Regions from separate parts of the Homo sapiens genome. Here all the other regions are linked to region 1. A link is an interaction called in ENCODE POLR2A ChIA-PET data of the cell type or tissue named here. Cell type or tissue: GM12878. All regions are shown on one strand. Links, peaks and the distances in the headings refer to the core of each region. The heading gives the core; the rest is flanking DNA.

What was found. ChIA-PET counts read pairs that join two places held together with the same protein. Peaks named below come from ENCODE experiments on the same cell type or tissue, not always from the same donor. Only the 100,000 strongest peaks of a DNase experiment are listed, where the experiment ranks them.
Region 2: POLR2A ChIA-PET joins it to region 1 with 28 read pairs; 12 of 35 experiments call an interaction of 5 or more read pairs at or near these places.
Region 3: POLR2A ChIA-PET joins it to region 1 with 5 read pairs; 3 of 35 experiments call an interaction of 5 or more read pairs at or near these places.
Region 4: POLR2A ChIA-PET joins it to region 1 with 5 read pairs; 11 of 35 experiments call an interaction of 5 or more read pairs at or near these places.

What each region holds. Positions count from the first base shown.
Region 1 is chr12:94,151,315-94,155,948 of GRCh38, reverse strand. All of the region lies in intron 1 of PLXNC1 (plexin C1), which reads right to left. Among named protein-coding and RNA genes, the nearest start is that of PLXNC1, 5.1 kb to the right of the region's middle. In GM12878, for the core only: a CTCF peak has its summit at 4,204; no DNase peak of the experiment used is centred there; H3K4me3 peaks cover 3,409 bases.
Region 2 is chr12:94,203,063-94,208,030 of GRCh38, reverse strand. All of the region lies in intron 4 of PLXNC1 (plexin C1), which reads right to left. Among named protein-coding and RNA genes, the nearest start is that of PLXNC1-AS1, 29 kb to the right of the region's middle. RefSeq lists enhancers at 233-302, 3,253-3,302. In GM12878, for the core only: no CTCF peak of the experiment used is centred there; DNase peaks (open chromatin) are centred at 1,940 and 2,970; H3K4me3 peaks cover 2,796 bases; H3K27ac peaks cover 3,638 bases.
Region 3 is chr12:94,402,912-94,407,879 of GRCh38, reverse strand. CEP83 (centrosomal protein 83) reads left to right here. Exons shown (of 17, transcript NM_016122.3): 5 at 4,618-4,710. Among named protein-coding and RNA genes, the nearest start is that of CEP83, 54 kb to the left of the region's middle. In GM12878, for the core only: no CTCF peak of the experiment used is centred there; a DNase peak (open chromatin) is centred at 2,069; H3K4me3 peaks cover 1,135 bases; H3K27ac peaks cover 1,844 bases.
Region 4 is chr12:94,255,946-94,260,913 of GRCh38, reverse strand. PLXNC1 (plexin C1) reads right to left here. Exons shown (of 31, transcript NM_005761.3): 18 at 1,539-1,577; 19 at 1,180-1,304; 20 at 74-272. Among named protein-coding and RNA genes, the nearest start is that of PLXNC1-AS1, 82 kb to the right of the region's middle. In GM12878, for the core only: no CTCF peak of the experiment used is centred there; DNase peaks (open chromatin) are centred at 2,133 and 2,643; H3K27ac peaks cover 2,356 bases.

The sequences.
Region 1 (4,634 bases), core at 560-4,559:
ATTCCATGTGTTTCTGTCCACAATATCCCTCATCCCTTTATCTGACCTTACTCAAGTAGATCTTTATTCCATGCAACCAACTGTACATGACTAGGATAGAAATTGGTAACAGGACTGATGTTGTAAAGAATGGACCCTTGGAGAGAATGTCTGGTGTGCGGAATTGGTTCTGGCGTACAGCACAATAGACGACTCTAGACATCCCCCCACATCTGGGAGTGAAATACAAATAAACTGTTATATGCAAGAGTGAAGGAGCTAATTAAACTATGGCTTACAGGTTTTTGAGACTCAGACTCTAAGCCCAAAAATGGCAAGTCTTTAAAGGGCTTTCTAGGTACTGCCTTTGATCAGTGAGGAGGGAATAAGGAATATCAGGTGGTAAAATGTGTTGGTTACTTTTTATGGCCCTAAGTAAAATGCAAGGGGAAAAAAAATGCGACAAGTTCCTATCCTAGGTGCCTCAGTTGGAACACAAGGAAAATTGTTTTATCTTACAATAGTGGTTCTTAAACCTAAGCATGACTTCAAATCACGTTGAGAGCTTGCTAAAATACAGATTGCCAGTCCCACCCCAACCTCCAGAGCTTCTGATTTAGTAAGTCTGGTGTAGGGTCCAAGAATGTGCATTTCTAGCAAGTTCCCAGGTGATATTCATGCTGCTGGGCCACAGTCCACACTTTAAGGACCACTGCCTACAGCATAAAGCCCTTTCCTCTCATAGTTGAAAGGCAATCAAAAATTACACCATAGAAGTTCCAACCATGCTAGGTTTCCATGGTCAAAAGTAACTCTCAGATTGGCAACACCAGAAGCCTGGTATTCCAATGAATGGAAGTACCTGGGAAGAGGTGAAGGAGTAAAGGACACCATGTAACCTAAAACTAAGGAAGGAAGGGGCCCTGACACATCAGGCATTAAGAAAAAGACAATGATTAAGGGAGTATGAGGTGACCAGACTCCCAGAAAGTGTTGCTGCTGAGTAGAGAAAACATTTCCAACATGATTCTCTACGATCCTTCATTTATTCATTCAACAAATATTTCTGAAGTCCCAACTACATACTGGGTACTATGCTAGGTATGGGGGGTTCAACAGAGAACACCCTTTGAGATGATGTATAGATCAGAACACCAACACTGTCTAGAAGTTCACAGTTAAGAAACTACAATCCTGCCAGAGTCAGAACTTCAGGTGGTCACCAATGCAAACCTAGAAACTCAGCTCATAACTAAGGATTCTCTGCTATCCTATGCCTGTGTCCACAAAAAGCTGGTCTTAGCATAGCAGTTGCAAGGGCTTAGCTTGCTCCATACAGGTTAGGGTTGACATCAGGACCTAATGTCCATGCTGACAGACTGTCCATGGCAGTGGACATGTACACATTATTGCATGTAGTAATTATTTAACCCTTCGTGCTTTGGTTTCTTTATTTATAAGTGGGGAATCCCATTTCCTTGACAGCAATATTCTCTGGATTCATGAGTTAATGTGTATAGAATAAGCACTACTTGACCCATAGAAAATGCCGTGTGCTTTGGATGTCTTTACTATCATCACCATCATGATTATTAATAGTAATAGGGTAGGGCTCCTTAATATAGACTTGTAAGGTGGCTAAAAGCTCAGGTCGTAGAGCTGGACCACCCAGGTTCTAAATCCTCTGCTATTTTCCAGCTATGGAACCTAACAGAAGCTCTCTGGGCCTTAATTTTCTCATCTCTAATCATCATGATAACTACAGTCCTTGCCCCATATGGTGAATGAGAATCAACAGAAAATAAGGCATGTAAATTGCTTCACACAAAACCTGGCCATAATAACTATTCAGTAGATAGTAGCTATGATTGCTTTCCCCTCTTTCTAAGTGGGTGCTGTCATGGCAATTGTCCTTTTTGAATCCATTTTTGCATATAATATGTGTATATGAGGGTAAAATCACCATCTAGTCTATAGACTGCAAAATGGCTTGACAAAATCATAACAGAAGCTGGAAGAGAAATAAACATCACAAGAAGACTGCGGATTTTGAGGTCAATAGGCTGCATCGCCAAGTGGAACTGGGATGTCACTTCTCCACACATGTTCCTTGGGTTGCTCTCTGTTGGGCAGCATGTGAGCATTCTGTGGTTGTCTGCATGACAGTTAAATTATGTCAGGCTTTAGAATTATGTAGGCGTGGAAGAAGGCGGTATGTCCCCCTACAAAGGGTAGAATGAACTAGAGAACAAACTAGAATGATCTAGAGTCCTGTGGACCAATACTGCAGGAAAACGTACTACCCTCAATGTCTACCGAGGGGTGGCTGCCATGTTTAAACCACGAGTGACCCCAGAACCCAACAATGGTGGCCAAACAAGTCTGGAGCAATCAGACTCCACAAACTCGAACACAAACACTTTCTGTGTATCACGTTGGTGTGCCAGGGGTAGTGAGAGTTCAGAAAGGTAGGAAGTCAAATTGATTAACTTGTGCATAATTAAAAACATTCATTTTTATACTAATCCAAGCACAGGTGTGTTATAAAAAAGAATGAAAAAAAGGAAAGAGACCACATGAAGTTCTAAAACACAAGCCAAGATTAGAGGCATGTACTGCCTTCTGAGGTTACCCTCTAGCCTCAACCCCACATCCTAGGGGAGGTTGTTTGCTGCCAATTTAATTAGGGGACCTTCAAGGGAAAGTTCGAGAAACCCTGGGGTGGTGGGAAGAGTAGAGATGTAGACATTGGAAGACCTGGATTTAAGGTGGAGGGCTTTGGCACTTAACTATCTTGAGCAAGCTGCTTAACGGATCTTTAGCCTCCTCATCTGGAAAATGAAATCATCCCCATAGAATCAACCTCAGACTTGATGCGGGGCTCAAAAGAAATAATACATGTGGAAGTGCTGTACAAATATCACAGAAGATTATTAGAGAGAGGGTCTACAGAAATCGGTTGCCTTAGCACATTTGAGAGCTGCAGTTAACCTGCTACAGTTATGAAAGTGGATTCAAAGTTGGTGGCAAGGCAGAAAAAGTAATGGTCCAGTGTGTAAACAGCTGAGTACACACTCATTACACAAGCATCTCGTAAATCACTGCTTAGCAGAAGCTGAAGGAGAGGAGGATCAGTGACAAGAGATAAGAGAACCAGAAAGTGGGAAAATACAACCCAGTCAGTCCTGTCACTTTTCTACCTATGGCTGATTGAAGACGGAAAATAAGAGCCAGCTAGGAGGAGAGGGAGAAAGAAGGCAAGCAAATCCAGCCGCTTGTGCCTTGCAGCCTGTGGATTACTGTTAAAATTACTGTGTCTGCTCTAAAGGAATTGCTGTTGGAATCTATTGAGGTTCCCTCTAGAGTGTTTCAAGTCCTGCTCCTGTTTTAGGCACCTATAATTCAGCATGCCTTTTCAAAAACACATTCAAGACCTGAAAATAAAATGCAGAACAAATGCAATCAAATGACATCATTCTTCTGAGTGACAGCCAGGGGCACACTGATCCCATGACCCCATTACACAAGGTTGCAATCTGCTATCGTCCTTTCAGTGGCAAAATCAGTGGCACCCAGCACAGAGCATTGCTTACACTAGCAGGCATCAAACAAATATTTGTTGAATTGAGTATCTTCTCTACCTATTTAATAGGTTAGAAAATTGTCAGCTTTTTCATCAAAACTACCACCCTTTTTCATTCAAACTCCTCTTGAAATTCAATTCCATTAAGGCTTTTCAATGCATACTAGCAGCAAGGAATTTACTTAAATGAAAAAAAAATGCAAAGCTCCAAGCTCCCACCTGTGCAGCCATGACATGCTATTGTTTGAACCAGAGTATATTATTTAACTTGGCTGACAAGCTCAGGGGGTACAGACCCTGTCTTTCAGAACACACAGCTCTGAGCACACTGGGAGTTCTTGATAAATAGCAGCAAGAAATGCTGTGGAGGGACCCATTTTAATTATTTATTTTTCCAGTTCCAGATTTTTGGCAGCATGTGTTTATCCTTTGCTTGATTTCCAAGGGGCAGCTCTCTCGCAGAAGCTCCGCGACTTCCTCTGCCACTGCCCCTCCCCATCCCGGCACAAGCAGGAACACCTGATTGAGCCAAAACGTGGATTTTGAGTGCATTCAAGATGCTGGCTGGGTTTGGAAGGGAACTGAGTCTTCCAGGACCCAATAGGTAGAGAGACGCAGTCAAGAGAAATGTTTTGGCTCCACACATCGACACAGCTGTCAGATGGCAAAGCTTGGACTTTCACCCTCATTACCTGCTGTGGGCCTCTGAGCTGGCTTGTCATTAACCCCAGAGACTAAGTGTGTCTAAAGCTTGACACAAAGTAATATTTCGGGGGTACTTTCAAGTCTTTCAACAGAGAAGTAGGAAACGATAATTTTACCAAACTTAAACCGTTAGATTATAAAGATCTAATAAAGACAGGAATCAAATATTACATTATATGTGTACGGCAACAGCAAGTCATTTAGGAGGCAAATATGTGTTTTTACATATTTTTAAAAATTATACCAGTAACAAAATGAAGGCCTTAATGTGTGTGTCCCAGCACACAGCTTGACAGGCAAAGAAGCAGCAGCAAGTGACCGTTCTAAGAAGCCTTGCAAAAGACCTCCTGGTTTTTTTCTCCCTGGC
Region 2 (4,968 bases), core at 483-4,482, 52 kb before region 1:
TCTTTCGGTTGTATCTGAAATAGATCATGACTGTCAAAAACTCCCTGCCTCTCATGGGCACTCCGGTTTGTGTAAGGCACTTCCTCTGCCTATAAGAAAAAAAAAAATAAGCCAATTCCGAAGAGACTGGAGTACAAATATTTTTGTTGGCTCTTAATGCTGCCTGGGAGTCAAAGCCTAAGGCTGCCAAAAAAACAAGTGTAAAATATTTCATACAAATAGTGCTACAATTTGCCAATTTGTAGGCAGAAAACAGTAGTGCCACTGAGTTATCACTCCCTTTTCTGAACTCCTATAGCATTTCTTGTCAGAAGTACATATTTCGGTATTTAATCATATGCTGCCTCGAATTACAACTTAACTATTTCATAAGTCTATCTCAGTTCTCCCCAAGTAAGCTCTAAGCTCCTCAAAGAAGGGAGAAGGTCTTTAATATTTCTTTAGCAAATCCCTCAGTGTCTGGCAGCATGATATGCAAATACTAGGGTTTCAATAAATATTTTTGAATGAAAGGATGAAATATGAAATCTCTATAGGTCTTTTCTGTTGCTGATTTTTCTTTCTAGAGTTTTAATTCATGTCTGACTCCTCCTCATGCCAAAGAGACTATTTTTAAAACAAGCAAAAAGTTTAAATCTGGGGACAAATTGGGGGTGAGGTTTCCATTTTACTTTTTGAAAAAAAAAGGGAAAAGAAAGTATAAAATGAACCTTTCATTTTTTATTCTGCATAAGGCAAAAACAAAATCTAACCATGTTAAGCAACTAAACATAAATTCCTTGTTTTTATATATATATAAAAAAACAACCCACCACCTCTGAACTCCTATTCTTTGCCTCTCACCAGTACAAATAAAAAATGAAAAAATAAAAAGCAAACCATGACACCAAGTATGTATAACCAGATGGCCAGCCAACAACAGTATCTTATTACTTCTCAAATACTGCAGATTATAAAATCTTCATGACAGCATATTACTCATACATTTACATTTCTTACAGAGCAGATCTTATAGCTCCCATATTTTAGTAAACAAAGCTAGTTACTCTGAAATAATTCCTTTTGAAAGCTATCACTCTAATTCCTGCGTATCAACAAGAGCAACGGTCAAGTGCATAAACACTTGAGCCACTGCCCTAATTAAATTAAAATCTCATTGTCACACAGGACTCTTAGTGAGGCTGATTCTTCAGTGATGCACTCTCAGATAGGCTGATATCTTAATGGCTTCATTTCAATTTCTTCAGGCCAAGAATAGGAGGAAAATTGGATTTGGATAAGAATGGACATATTCTAGGGAAACTGGTAGAGATATATTTGCTTTCTTGACTTACTATTACTTTTGCTCCATCCTCTACTGAGGATCTATCCCAAAGTCCTCAGACTCCCAGTCAGTATTTTATTTTTCTAGTCCTTATTTCCACTTAGAGCTAATACTTTCATGATAAAGCCTGCAGGCAGACACAAGCCTATTTGCAAATTAGAATACAGAACCTGCCCAAATGCAAAGAAAAGATTGCCTGAAGGAAAAAAAAAAAAATCCCCCAAACCAAAAAGTTAATTTAAAAAGACTTCCCTTATGTGAAAAACACTGTATGTAGAAACAATTCAGTCAATGAAACTATTTAAGAAAGCTGTTCTTGTTAGTTTGCTATAAAATCTGCTGTAGAGCTTAATGTATTCGAGATAATACTAGAGTTTGATATTGGCATTCAACTATATAAGTATGTAACCGCCCCCTCCCTCACCCCCAACAGATTTAAAAAAAAAAAAAGTTCCAAACCTACTCCGGCCCCAAGTCATAAACAGGAAGGTCCCAGACACTTGTTTCTAAGTTCACTGTTTGAAAACTTAGAAAGTCTTTATATACAGTGGGTTTGCTTCCTGGGTTCATAGAAATATGTGTAACCCATAATATCCCTGAATAATTACCCCACCACAGACTGGCATGGAGGAAACATTACTGTGTGCCAGGCACTGATGGGAGTGTTTGCAGTTAGTTCTCACAACAACCTCACTCTTTACGGATGAAACAGAAGCTCAGAGAAGTACAGTAACATATCAAGGCCACATAGCTGCCAAGTGGCAGAAGTCTGATTTCAGAGCCCACAAACTTGGCCCCCTGGCTTCATGCCTTCCTATAGATCCTAACCACCACTTAATAGAGGACATTCATAGTTCCTCCTGGCTTCCTGGGACCTCAACCAGTGGTTGCAGGGTGGAGCTGGGCCAGGATGAGGACACAGGGATGGGGACCCCAGAAACAGAGAAGACAGAAGGTAAGGCAGAGACTGTAGGATGAAGCGGTTAGCAAGGATTTGGGGGAGAACACAGAAGTGGGCATTCTGAGAGGCCTCTAATTTTCCTCTATCACTAGCTGTGAATACAACACAACCACACAACTAGCAAGAGGTTAAAATTTCAGGCGGCCCTGGACTTAGAAATCCATTCTACTCCCAAAAAGGTTTTCTTGCAAACCATCTGTTTCTAATATAAAATGCATTTTTCCCCCATAGAAATAATGTTATAAACAGTGATTAGGTTTCCAGGTTAGCCCACAAAACCTACTTATCCATAATGTAACTTTACTACTATATATTTGCAATAAACAATAGCAGAAAACAATGAGATTGCAGCCATTTGCATTATATAGCAGTTTTCTTCTTTACTTATTTGTGTTTCTGCTCAGCTGGTAGTGTGGGAACAGCGCCCAGCTGGATCGACTTTTAAATTTATTATTACAGTATTGTATTTATACAGCATTTCTATTTTTTTAATGGGCATGGCTTAAATTATTAATTGTTTTCATGCCAACATAAAGAACAGGGAGGCCCACCTCTGAAAAGGAGCTGAAGTTTCCAAGCAGGTGAAATACCCATGGGCCGGGCTGGGGGACCTTGAGAAGCCAACTCTGTTAGGCTAGAATCTTGCAGTAAAAATTTACCACTTACTCAACCTTGAAATAGAAACTCTGAACTCAGAAATGTAACTTCTACTTCCTGCCACTCAAATTTCATCAGCATCCTCTAATCTAATTGTTCACCAAGAGCAGACAGTCCCTGAAGGAATCTGATAACTACATATCAGGTAAGTGGCTTGAATGTGGGGGTTAGTGTGAACTGTTCCAAAGATTCTACACTGATATAATATCAGAAAACTTTTAACAAGGAAACAATCCAGCTTCTCTCTCTCCCAGGAAACAAGAGACTGCATCCATGCTGGGGGAGGGCTTTGCTATAAGAGCAACCCAAGGTCTTTTGCTAAGTGATTTGAAACAGATGTCTGCATTTTTAGGGAAGGCACAGAGCCCAGTGGAGGGGCGAGGTGGTCTCCAGAATCGGGGGACTTTCTTTACAATTGCCAGTCCATGAGATGAGGAAACCAAAGTCTACTGAATGGACGAGAATAGGAAGTCTGTGACAAACTAAACTTCAAATGAAAGGCCTCCAGACTCTTTAAGAGGGGAATGCCAAAACATAAGACCAAAATAACTTGCTGGGAAAGCTCAAAAATTGGATCTTCATCACTGAAGCTGAAAGTCAGTCTACATGATAAAATTATGCTAATAACAGAGACAATTAAAAGATTTTTTTTAAGCAAAAACATCTAACATGCCAGGCGATGTCTTTTCACATGATTTGATTCATTTATTATTCACAACAAACCTCTAAGTAGCTGCAATAATTGTCCCTGCTTCACAGATGTGGGAAACTGAGGCATAGCTGGTTCCATATTGCTTTCCTAAGGTCACAGGGATAGTAAGCAGAGGAGCTGACCTACTAAGTCAGGCAGTGTAGCCTCAAAGCCTGTGGTCTCATCAGCTACCTATATTGCCTCTCAGAATAGCTAATAGTGACTGAGCCCATCTGTCTTAGTCTGTTTTGTGTTGCTATAATAGAATACCACAGACTGGGTAATTTATAAAGACAAGAAATTTATTTTTTACAGTTCTGGAGGCTGGAGAGTCCAAGGTCGAGGGGCCTGCATCTGGCGAGGGCCTTATTGCTGAATCATCCCATGGCAGGAGGTGGAAGAGCAAGAGAGAGCGAGGGCATGCGCATGTGAACAAGAGAAAGAGACTGAATTTGCAGCCTGAAGCCCTTCTATGATTGGCATTAATCCATTCACAAAGGCAGAGCCCTCATGACCTAAACACCTCTCACTAGGTCCCACCTTTCAACAGAGTTGCATTGGGGATTAAATTCCCAACACACGCTTTTTAGGTGACATTTTCAAACCATCGCACCTTCCTAGTGCCCATAGGCCAGGCACTGTTTCTGGGGACTTCTGGGAATTAACACAGTAATCCTCACAACCAGCCCATGAAGTAGGTGTTATTGTTACCACCTCCATGTCAGAGGTTGAGAAACGGAGGTGCAGAGAGGTTAGTTAGCATGGTGTCTGGCACTGGCATCTATCTCTTACTACTACACCTAATTGCTCAAAAATTTTGAAGGCTTCCAGGGCAGCGACATCACAAATGCCAGCATAATAGCAAGTAGATTCTTCCAAGACATGAACATATAGGAAAATACAAGTTTTACTCAATTTCTCAGCATTTTTCAAACTGTGTTCCTGGATTTGTTTTGGTGTTAATATTAAAGTAGGGTTCTATTGCCAAGAAGCTTGGGAAACACTAGTTAAATAAAATTAAACAAGTCTCTCTGCTGCAGGACTTCTCAGAGCCTTGTAGATGCCACTGTGCTTTGTAACTTTCTGAGACAAGAATGAATGATGTACCATCTTCCAGCTTTTTTGTTGAAGGATGTTCTGAGGGATGAGAAATTCTAGTCACACATGTTGGGAACCACTACCTGGTCTGGTTTAATGAGCAATAATCCTCACGGCGGATCAAATTACAAAACTTTGTGCCTACTTTGGCTAGTTTGGGTAACTCTTGTACCCAAACGAATTCTAAGCATCCTCTACAACCCATGCTTACCCCCCACCTCTCACCTGGGTTCCTGC
Region 3 (4,968 bases), core at 355-4,354, 250 kb before region 1:
GCCACTGCACCCCAGCCTGGGCGACAGAGCGAGACTCTTTCTCTCTCCAAAACAAACAAACAAACAAAAAGTAGCCTAAGAGAGAATATTTTTTCCTAAAATGGGATGGGAAAAATCCTCTAATTCAGTCGGTGTCTTGGTTTATGTGTGCTTTGGAGGTATAGGGGATAGGAGAGGGAGAGATGGGGAGAGACAGAGGAAGAGAGAATTTATTATGTGTGTATTTGTTTTTAATAAGATTCCTAGGAGGTAAGAAAAAGTTAGAGATGCTTTGTCAGAGACCTCAGATCAGAAGACCCCTAAACTGTTGTATGCTATTAGATTGCACAGGCCAGTGGTGAGGTGCACACCATTACAGGATTTAAAGCACTGTTGTTTCCAAGAGGCATCTGTGATGTAATTGAACATATAATGCTAGAAGCTGCATGGATATTGTGCAGCTACATCACTCTACAGGGTAGTGAGCACAGGTTATCTTTGTTCTTTGCAGTGCACTTTGTCTGGTTTTTTGGCTGCTGTTCTCTTTATTGCTGGTTTTAAGCAATTTGATTGACATACTTTGCAGTTTTTTTTATATCTGTAGTGCTTGGGGTTTATTGAGTTCCATAGGTCTATGGGTTTACAGTTTTTATCAAACTGAAAATTTTTGGAGATTACTTCTAAAAATATTTTCTTTCTCCTCTTTCACCTCCTTTGGAGACTCTTAATTACATTCTAATATTAGACCACTTAAAGTTCTGCCATAGCTTGCTGATGTTGTTTATTAATTTATTTTTAGTATTTTTTGTCTCTGTGCTTCATTTTGGTTAGTTTCTGTTGCCATGTTTTCAGATTGATTGATTTTTTCTTCTGCAGTATCTAACCTGCCATTAATTCCATGCAGTGTAATTTTCATCTCAGAAATTGTAGTTTTCGTCTCTGGAAGCTCAATTTTGTTTTTTTTTTTTTGTTTTGAGACAGAGTCTCTCTGTGTCGCCCAGGCTGGAGTGCAGTGGCGCGATCTTGGCTCACTGCAAGCTCCGCCTCCTGTGTTCATACCATTCTACTGCCTTAGCCTCCTGAGTAGCTGGGACTATAGGTGCCCGCCACCACGCCTGGTTAATTTTTAAATTTTTTATTGTTAGTAGACATGGGGTTTCACCATGTTAGCCAGGATGGTCTCAATCTCCTGAGCTCGTGATCTGCCTGCCTCGGCCTCCCAAAGTGCTGGGATTACAGGCGTGAGCCACCTTGCCCGGCCTTGGTCTTTTTATCTCTATCCAACATGTTCAGTCTTTTCTCTAGTTCTTTGAACATATGGAATTCAGTTACAATAACTGTACAATAAAGTTTTAATGACATCTGTGTCATTTCTGGGCCTGTTTTAAGTTTATCCCCCCTGCCCCCACCACACACACACACACTCACTCTCACTCTCTCTCTCTCTCTCATGCTTCTCTGCATGCCTGGTAAATTTTTATTGGATGTTAGATACTGTGAACTTTGTTTTTAAAATGCTGGATTTTTGTTGTTGTTGTTGTTGTTGTTGTTTTTGTTTTGTTTTGTTTTGTTTTTGAGACGGAGTTTTACTCTTGTTGCACAGGCTGGAGTGCAATGGAGTGATCTCAGCTCACTGCAATCTCCACCTCCCAATATTTTTATATTCTGATACATGTTCTTGAGCTTTATTTTGGGACACAGTTAAATTATTTGGAAACAGTTTTATCTTTCTGGGTCTTGCTTTTAAGATTTAAGTGGGAGCAGAGTAGTATTTAGTGTAGTGCTAATTATTTCCCACCACTGAGGCAAGACTCTTCTGAGTAGTATAACAATTTCTTTATGAAACAAAGGATTTTAATCTGTTTTTGGGGAACAGAAACTATTCTTAGGTCTTTGTGAGCTCTGCGTATTCATCCTTCTAATCCTTTCAGGTGTGTATTTGCCTAGCCTTAGGTAGTTTCCTTGCACACATGTGTTAATCAGTACTCTACTGAATGAGTCAAGACTTTTTGTAGGTCTTCATAGTTGTCTTTCTGTGCCCTCTTTTCTCTGCTACCCTGTCTTAGGACTCTAACCACCCCACTGTCCTTGGATGCTCAGTTTCATCTCCTCAACTCAGGGAGTCCCTCATGACTGCATAGGTATCCTTTCCGGTGCCAGGTCCTGAAAACTCTCAAAGCTTATCTTCTATGTTTTGTGTCTCTCAGGGATCTGCCTTTTGCTTTCTTATGTCTAGTGTCTTGCAAACTGTTTAATTTTTGTCTGTTCTTTTGTTTGTTTCAGGCAAGAGAGCGAATCTGGGCTCTTATTCTATCTTGGCTGAAAGTGGAAGGCTTTTTACTTTCAGTTTAACTTTTGGTTTTGGAAATCTCAAACATGTAATGCATTCCCATGTACCCATCATCCAGCATTAATAATTATTCATTCTGAGCCAGGCTTGTTTTATCTACTACTTTCTCCCACCCACTTCCACTTTTTTCCTCAATGTTTCTGGATTATTTTGAATCAAATAATATTCTTTCAACAAATAATTGAGTATATATCTCTATAACAAATCAGTGCAGTCTGTCTTAAAAGCATAATCACAATACCTTTGCCATATTTAAAATACTTATTCATTAATACCTTTTAATATCCCACCTTTGTTCAGATTTTCTTAATTTTCCCATGGTTTTGCTTGCCTAGTTTTGAAGTTAGATCATTTGAAACAGGAGCCATGTAAGCTTTACCTATTAATCTCTTCCTTTTAATTGCTACCTCATCTTAGTTTGGACTCTTGATGTTGTCACCCAGACTTGATACTTGATACCGTAAACCAGATTATGACATGAGCTTTCTGTCTGGTTTCTTTGGCTCCATTTACTGCCTCTTCTTCCCACAGCTACAGCTACTCTCCCACTAAAGCTTTTGATTCATCTTGCTTCTTCGTAAAATATAGATATGGTAGTGTCACTCTTAAGCTTAAAAACCTTCAATAAATAAGGTACAGAAAAATATATGTACAATATCCTTTTTGTATAGAAATCAAAAGTGATATACATGCTTGTGTATCTGTAGATTGTTTTAGGAAGGGTACATAAGTTATTGACAATGATTGCTTCAATAAAAGGAAATTGGATTACTGAAGTGAGAAGACTTTTTAGTCTTTTGTTTGAATTATTTTATTTATGTAATTGTATATATTCATTTTAAATAAAATAAATTTTTAAAGTAAATACTATTGAATACTGAATAAATAATAAGAGTCTAAACCTGGTATTCAGGAACCTTTCACTCTTTGGCTGCAACCTAATTTTCCTTTTGTTTCCAGCCAGAGTGCAGCCCTCCAAGGTGGCATTTGGAAATGTTACAGTGTTTAGATATTTCTACCAGTGTGCATATAGGGTCCCACAATTTTAAATTTTCTGTAGTACTTAATGTGGTCCCATTCAAAATGGCTTTAACTCACCTTTGAGAATCACTTTTCTCCCATACAGTCTCTGACACCCAGGCAAATTAAAATGTTACCTGGCTTGAGTTTGGGTTCTATAAGCTTTCTATATAAGGGTTCTATATAAGCTTTAGTTTTCCCATTCCTTTGACGTGTCATGCCTTCTATCCTAAATGTGTTTTCTCTTTTTTACCTGTCTGGTAAGCCTGTATTGCCTACTTTTATAGTTATTTGTGTGTATGAGTTATTTTTAACACCAGAGTTTGAAGTTTTTATGGGGAGATATGTGCTTCATGTGAGTTTTTGTGATCTTTATAAAGTTATTTAGATACCTTGTGTGCCTCAGCATAGCTATACTGTGGCATTGTTGTAGGAATTAAATAAAGTAATGCATATAATGTGCTTAGAACAGGATGGTATGTAGGTTACAGTGCATTGTACAATGCTTTATATATAGTAAGCTCTCCATTCAGTAAAATGTAATATTTTGAATACAATATTTGGACTCTTCATAAAAAAGGAAACTGAACATTATCATTTTTATAGAAATTAATATACATGCAAACTTTAGATTTTTTTTTTTTTTTTTTACAACTAGTATTTGTTCCTCCTTCATTCATGAAATAGTTGAGTGGTTCCTATGTGCCAGACATTGGTGGGAGGTATTGGGAATACAACGGTGAATAAAGACTGTGTTTTCCCACATGGGACTTACATAAATATTTAATTACTTATTAAAATACGAGTTCTATAAAAGAGTGTGACAAGGAGAAGCCTAAATTAGGTACAGTGTGAGAGTAAAAATGAGCCTTTTCTAATTGAAAATAAGTCTGAAAGGTTCTCTTTGGTATAACAAATTGTTACACCTTTATTTTGCCTGCTTTGGAAAATAACTAGACTATTAGCCATTGTATACAACATGATAGTCTTAGCTGCCAACATAGTTATTCCTAACAATAGCAATAATAATCAGTAATTGTCTTTACTTCATGTTAATGGAATTTTTGACATCTCCAAGAGCCTGAAATTGAGATTCTTAAAGTATTATTTCAAATGATGATTCTATTTGTATAGTGATCACTGTAAAAAAACTATATTGCAAAAACTTTCATGAATTCCATTGTCATAATTAGGAGAGAGGCTTTGAAATATGGAGAATTCTTGATTTTAATGTGATTTTATATTGTTTGCATTTCTCTACATATTAGATATTAACTCCACAAAAATTGGAATTGCTAAGAGCCCAAATACAACAAGAATTAGAAACTCCAATGAGAGAACGTTTTAGGAATCTAGATGAAGTAAGTAACTTATGTTGTTTACTATGCATTTATCCTCATGGGATCAAAGTCTTGATGAAAAGCATCATTCCCCTACCCCAAAACCCTGCAGTAGTTCCCCCTTTTACTCAGTCATTGCAGTGGCCTCTAAGGCTTCACAGGATTGAACTCCCATTACCTCTCTGATCTCCTTTCCTTTTTCCACATTGGCCTACTGATGTTTCTTTGGCATTCCAGAATTGGTGCGTTTCTTTATTTTTATTTTTAATTTTATTTCTT
Region 4 (4,968 bases), core at 504-4,503, 110 kb before region 1:
AAGGCATCAGAGTCCGCTAAAAATAACTGCCTATTGTCTTACCTCTGACATTGCTGAGGGATGTGACACTTACCCGGAGAAATCCAGAAAGGCAGACGGACATCCAGTTTGTGAGGAGTTTTTCGACGACGGACTCCGTGCGTCTCAGCATGAGTTTCGGCTGCATGTTACTACACTGTTCCATCAAGTCCCTGGTCAGCACCTCTAGGATGCTGGTCAGGTAGACCAGCTTGGTTTGCAGTGCAATGGTTAGGAAGGAGGCAAACAGACACCTGTTGAAAAAGAGAGCTGGGTGAACCATTGGCTGCAGGCCTAGCTGGACACCCATGGGAGTTTCCATGGAAGCTCACTGGCAGGGCAGGGAGCTGGCCTGTTGGGTTGGGAGCTTTTTTTTTTTTTTTTTTAATGTTTAGATTCTAACCACTTCTATCTCTAGAACATTTTCTGTGTTTTCAGCATTTAAACTAGAGTGGTAACAAGATGTGAGTCTTCCAAAGTTTCGGGATGTTTTAAAAATAAAAATTAACACTTCTGCTTTTTTTATTAAGAATTTATGGGCCGGGCATGGTGGTTCACGCCTATAATCCCAGCACTTTAGGAGTCTAAAGCAGGCAGATCACCTGAGGTCAGGAGTTTGAGACCAGCCTGGGCAATATAGCAAGACCCCATCTCTACTACAACAACAACAAAACATTAGCTGGGTGTGGTGGCATGCACCTGTAGTTCCAGCTACTTGGGGAGGCTGAGGCAGGAGGGTAGCTTGAGCCCAGGAGGATGAGGCTGCAGTGACCTATGATCACACACTTCAGCCTGGGCCACAGAGTGAGACTCCAACAACAACAACAAAAAAATTGTGTTGGGGTGGTATGATCTAAAATGGAGAGAAGGCTGCATAAACTCCCAATCAAATAGCCTTTGGAAAAGTGCATGTTCTCAAGATACCAAGTTCAGATAGTGGTTTGGAAATAAAATATGGGACTCAGGTTTGATTTCTCTCTCTTTTTTTTTTTTTTTGTAGAGACAAGGTTTTGCTGTGTTGGTCAGGCTGGTCTTGAACTCCTGGCCTCAAGTGATTGCCTGCCTTGGCCTCCCAAAATGCTGGGATTACAGCCATGAGCCACCATGCCCGGCCTGATTTTTTCTTAAAGGCTTTTAAAACATCAAAGAATGGACTAATACCTGTCCTTCACAGAAAAGTTCTTCTGCTTTTCAAGGGTGTGGATGACAGTAACAAGAAAGCTTTTATTACAGATTAGGGCATCCAAAGCTGTGAGACTTTCATTCTTGTCGTTGGCGTCTCTGTTCTGATAAAAAGAAAAAAATATATAGTATAATACAAAATCATATATAAGTTTAAAGTTAGAAAGTAGACCCACAATGGGTTTTCCAAGACAATGAATTATTCAATATTGAATTCATGATCCAAAAAAAACCCACAATAAAAATTCAAAGTAATAATAATAGAGATGATAGTGATGATGATAACACTATGAACATCAGGCAGTCACTGGGCTAAAAATGAAAACGTAGAGACTTACATGCATATCTTCAGTGAAGATGTGGGTGAAGCCACCTGACTGAGAGGAAGGAGACACTTTTATTATTCATAACATCCAAAGGAAATGAAGAGTGTATTTTTGTTATAATACCCAAGTCCGTTTTAATAAAGTAGAGACACTATTTGCTAATCTGAAGCGCCCCTGGGTTTATGGTGGCTGCGTATTCTCTAATACATAATAAATAATTATTCAGCTTTCAAGAAACGCCACTGAATTCCGAAAGCCTCTAAGAATAATAATTATCATGGCATTAGTTCCAGGTTTGGTAGATGAAGGTATCATCCCACGTTTTAGAAGAAGTGATTTAAGAGTTAAAGAAGGGGTCATTGATGAAGATTATGCAAATATCAGACCCCTCTTCAAGCAATTTACCTTCTAAAGATAAAGACTAAATTACGTTGTTAAGTTTTACAAGTCTTACCTAAGTAGCATCTACTGTTTCAATACACAATGATATTGAAAGACAGGGGGTAGTTAAAAGCATAGAATCTGGACCAAACTACTTGGGTTCCAGTCCTGGTTTTAATCACATACTGGTCACATGACGTGGGATGTGTTACCTAACCTCTCTGTGTCTGACTTGCCTCATCTCTGAAATGGGGACAGTAATGGTTCCCACCTCAGAGGTTTAGTGTGAAAATAAAATGGGTGCAGAGTAAGTGCCCTGTGTCAGTTATCATTACTGGTTTTATTCCTAATTTATAGCAAACTAGACCACAATGCTATCACCCCACTGGTTTCTAAATGCTAGGTAGCTCTGGAATATAAAAAGGGTTTATAGTGTATCATCAATCTTATTAAAAATCAATGGTTAAACTTTAAAAGTATGTTAAGCAATACTTTAAGTCCACAGAATGAGACTCTAAACTCAAAACATTCAAGTTTTTCTTCTTTTTTGATAATAATAGAAACTTTGAGCTAATTTTATATCTTGTGAAGTAAATTTCTTCTGTAGAGAATTTTGCTTCATAGTTTCAAATCTGCAAGCCCAAGCAAAAGACCTGAAACTATTTTGGCCATATCCTCCCCTAGTAAAAAGCAAAAAAGCCCCAAAAAAACAAACCAAAAAAACCCCCAGACCCTAGGTTTGCATTTTCTGGTTCTTAATATTTTTCTGCTGAACCAACTTCATGTAAATAGACAGGAGAAACAGGTTGATTCTTAATCGTAAATACGGAAGTGCCGCCCTGGTTCTCTCTGTGTGTTTTTTTGTTTGTTTTGTTTTTTTGAGACGGAGTCTTGCTCTGTCGCCCGGGCAGGAGTGCAGTGGCGCGATCTCGGCTCACGGCAACCTCTGCCTCCCGGGTTCAAGCAATTCTTTATTTTTTTTTGAGACGGAATCTCCCTCTGTCGCCCAGGCTGGAGTGCAGTGGCGTGATCTCGGCTCACTGCAACCTCCGCCTCCCAGGTTCAAGCAATTCTTTTTATTTATTTATTATTTTTTTTGAGACAGAGTCTCGCTCTGTCGCCCAGGCTGGAGTGCAGTGTGGCGCTATCTCGGCTCACTGCAAGCTCCGCCTCCCAGGTTCACACCATTCTCCTGCCTCAGCCTCCCGAGTAGCTGGGACTACAGGCGCCCGCCACCATGCCTGGCTAATTTTTTTGTATTTTTAGTAGAGACGGGGTTTCACTGTGTTAGCCAGGATGGTCTTGATCTCGGGTTCAAGCAATTCTCTGCCTCAGCCTCCCGAGTAGCTGGGATTACAGGTGCACGCCACCATGCCTGGCTAATTGTGTATTTTTAGTACAGACGGGGTTTCACCATGTTGGCCAGGCTGGTCCCTAACTCCTGACCTCAAGTGATCCACCCGCCTCGGCCTCCCAAAGTGCTGGGATTACAGGCTTGAGCCACCGCGCCTGGACCCGTGGCTCTCTGAGTTTTAAGGCTGCTTCCTCCTTTCATTCAAATTTCCCTTTTCTTCAGCTTAGATCCTCTGCCTACCCTTATTTCTTCTCCTACTTTATGCAAAGCAAAGAAGAGTCAATAAAATAAAAAGCAAGGCTTTAAAAGCCAAAACCGACAGGCAGAGCAAAGAACCCTGGCCTCCTTTGAGAACCTACAATCTCCTCTGGATTTTGCCTGTTGCTTTTTTGTAGGTGCTGAACACCCAAATCCTACCCCCACAGCCCCCAACCTCCAGGCCTAGAGGATTCGGCTTCTGATCAATCCATAAAGAGCCTAATTAATACCAGGACTTATCTGCAGCCTGGAATGCATTTAAGTGGCATTGTCTTCTTACGATCTGTTTCCCTGTTCTATCTTTTCTTAATTATTATAAAATCAGTTTTGACTTAGGTCTTCTTGAAAGGGTTCTGACAAATTTATGCATGTTTTTTCCTGGGTTCTCTCCTTTAAACAACTTCTGACTTCAATTTTTATGACTTTCCCAGTTGTTTTTCAAGATTATACACAACACTGAGTTAAATCAGTTTGCCTCCTTTGCAACTATCTCTCTTCTCCTAAAATAAGGTAGCATTGTTCCTGGGATCTTTTTTTTTTTTTTTTTTTTGGAAACACTCAACTTGCAACAGTGTTCCTTTACATTCATTACTCTATCTTGTTCTTGATTACCAAATTTAGAAGATAAGAACATTTCTTTTTTCAGGCCACAGATTATTCAGCACTCAAGGGCAATCATTAACTGTAAAAGCCCACACAGCATTCATGTTGATAGTCAAAAATCTCCGTTATTTTATTGCTTTTAAATTCTTAATGGGGATCTCAGATAGCTCAGAAATAGGACTCGTGATGCAACCTTTGCAGAAGCCCCACACAGTCATCCTGATTCGGGGAATCGAATTCCTTTCCCCAGGCGGTGTTCTGCCATAGAAATGGATGAGGTGGCAAATGGTAGATCTCGGTGCCTCGGTACTCTTGGAGGATAAGTTAAAGGAAACAAACTTCACCAGCACAAAAAGCTGAAGTCTTATTTACAGCCTTCTTGATTTATAACACTAAGGCTTGGACCAAAAAATATGGCAGGTGTTTTATGGAGGCATTCCAACCTCCAGACCCCGCATTACATATCATGGTGTCCTCTTCTAAATTATAGAGAAACTGGAAATTGCTTACTGCATGTGTCTGGGTTTCTGAACTCTAGGCTTCTGGCCAATTGTTCCGGAGAAGCTTCTGGTAAGGTGATACAAACTCTCCTTTGGCCTGGAGAGATTTCAGCCGTTGCTTAGAAGTCTAGATTGAAATGTGATCATTGGTATTGATGTGTTTAAGAGGTTGGGCCTCTATGTGGTCATCATACCGCAAAAAAGAAGGGCAATATGGCAGAGCTGGGGTATCAGGACATGGCAGTGATGATACGCAGGATGAGTGTACCTCGCCAAAGACTTGGGAGGGTAAATGGAGAAGGCTGAGTGAGTGGGTGAGAAAATGGAGGCGTGAGAACATAGGTAA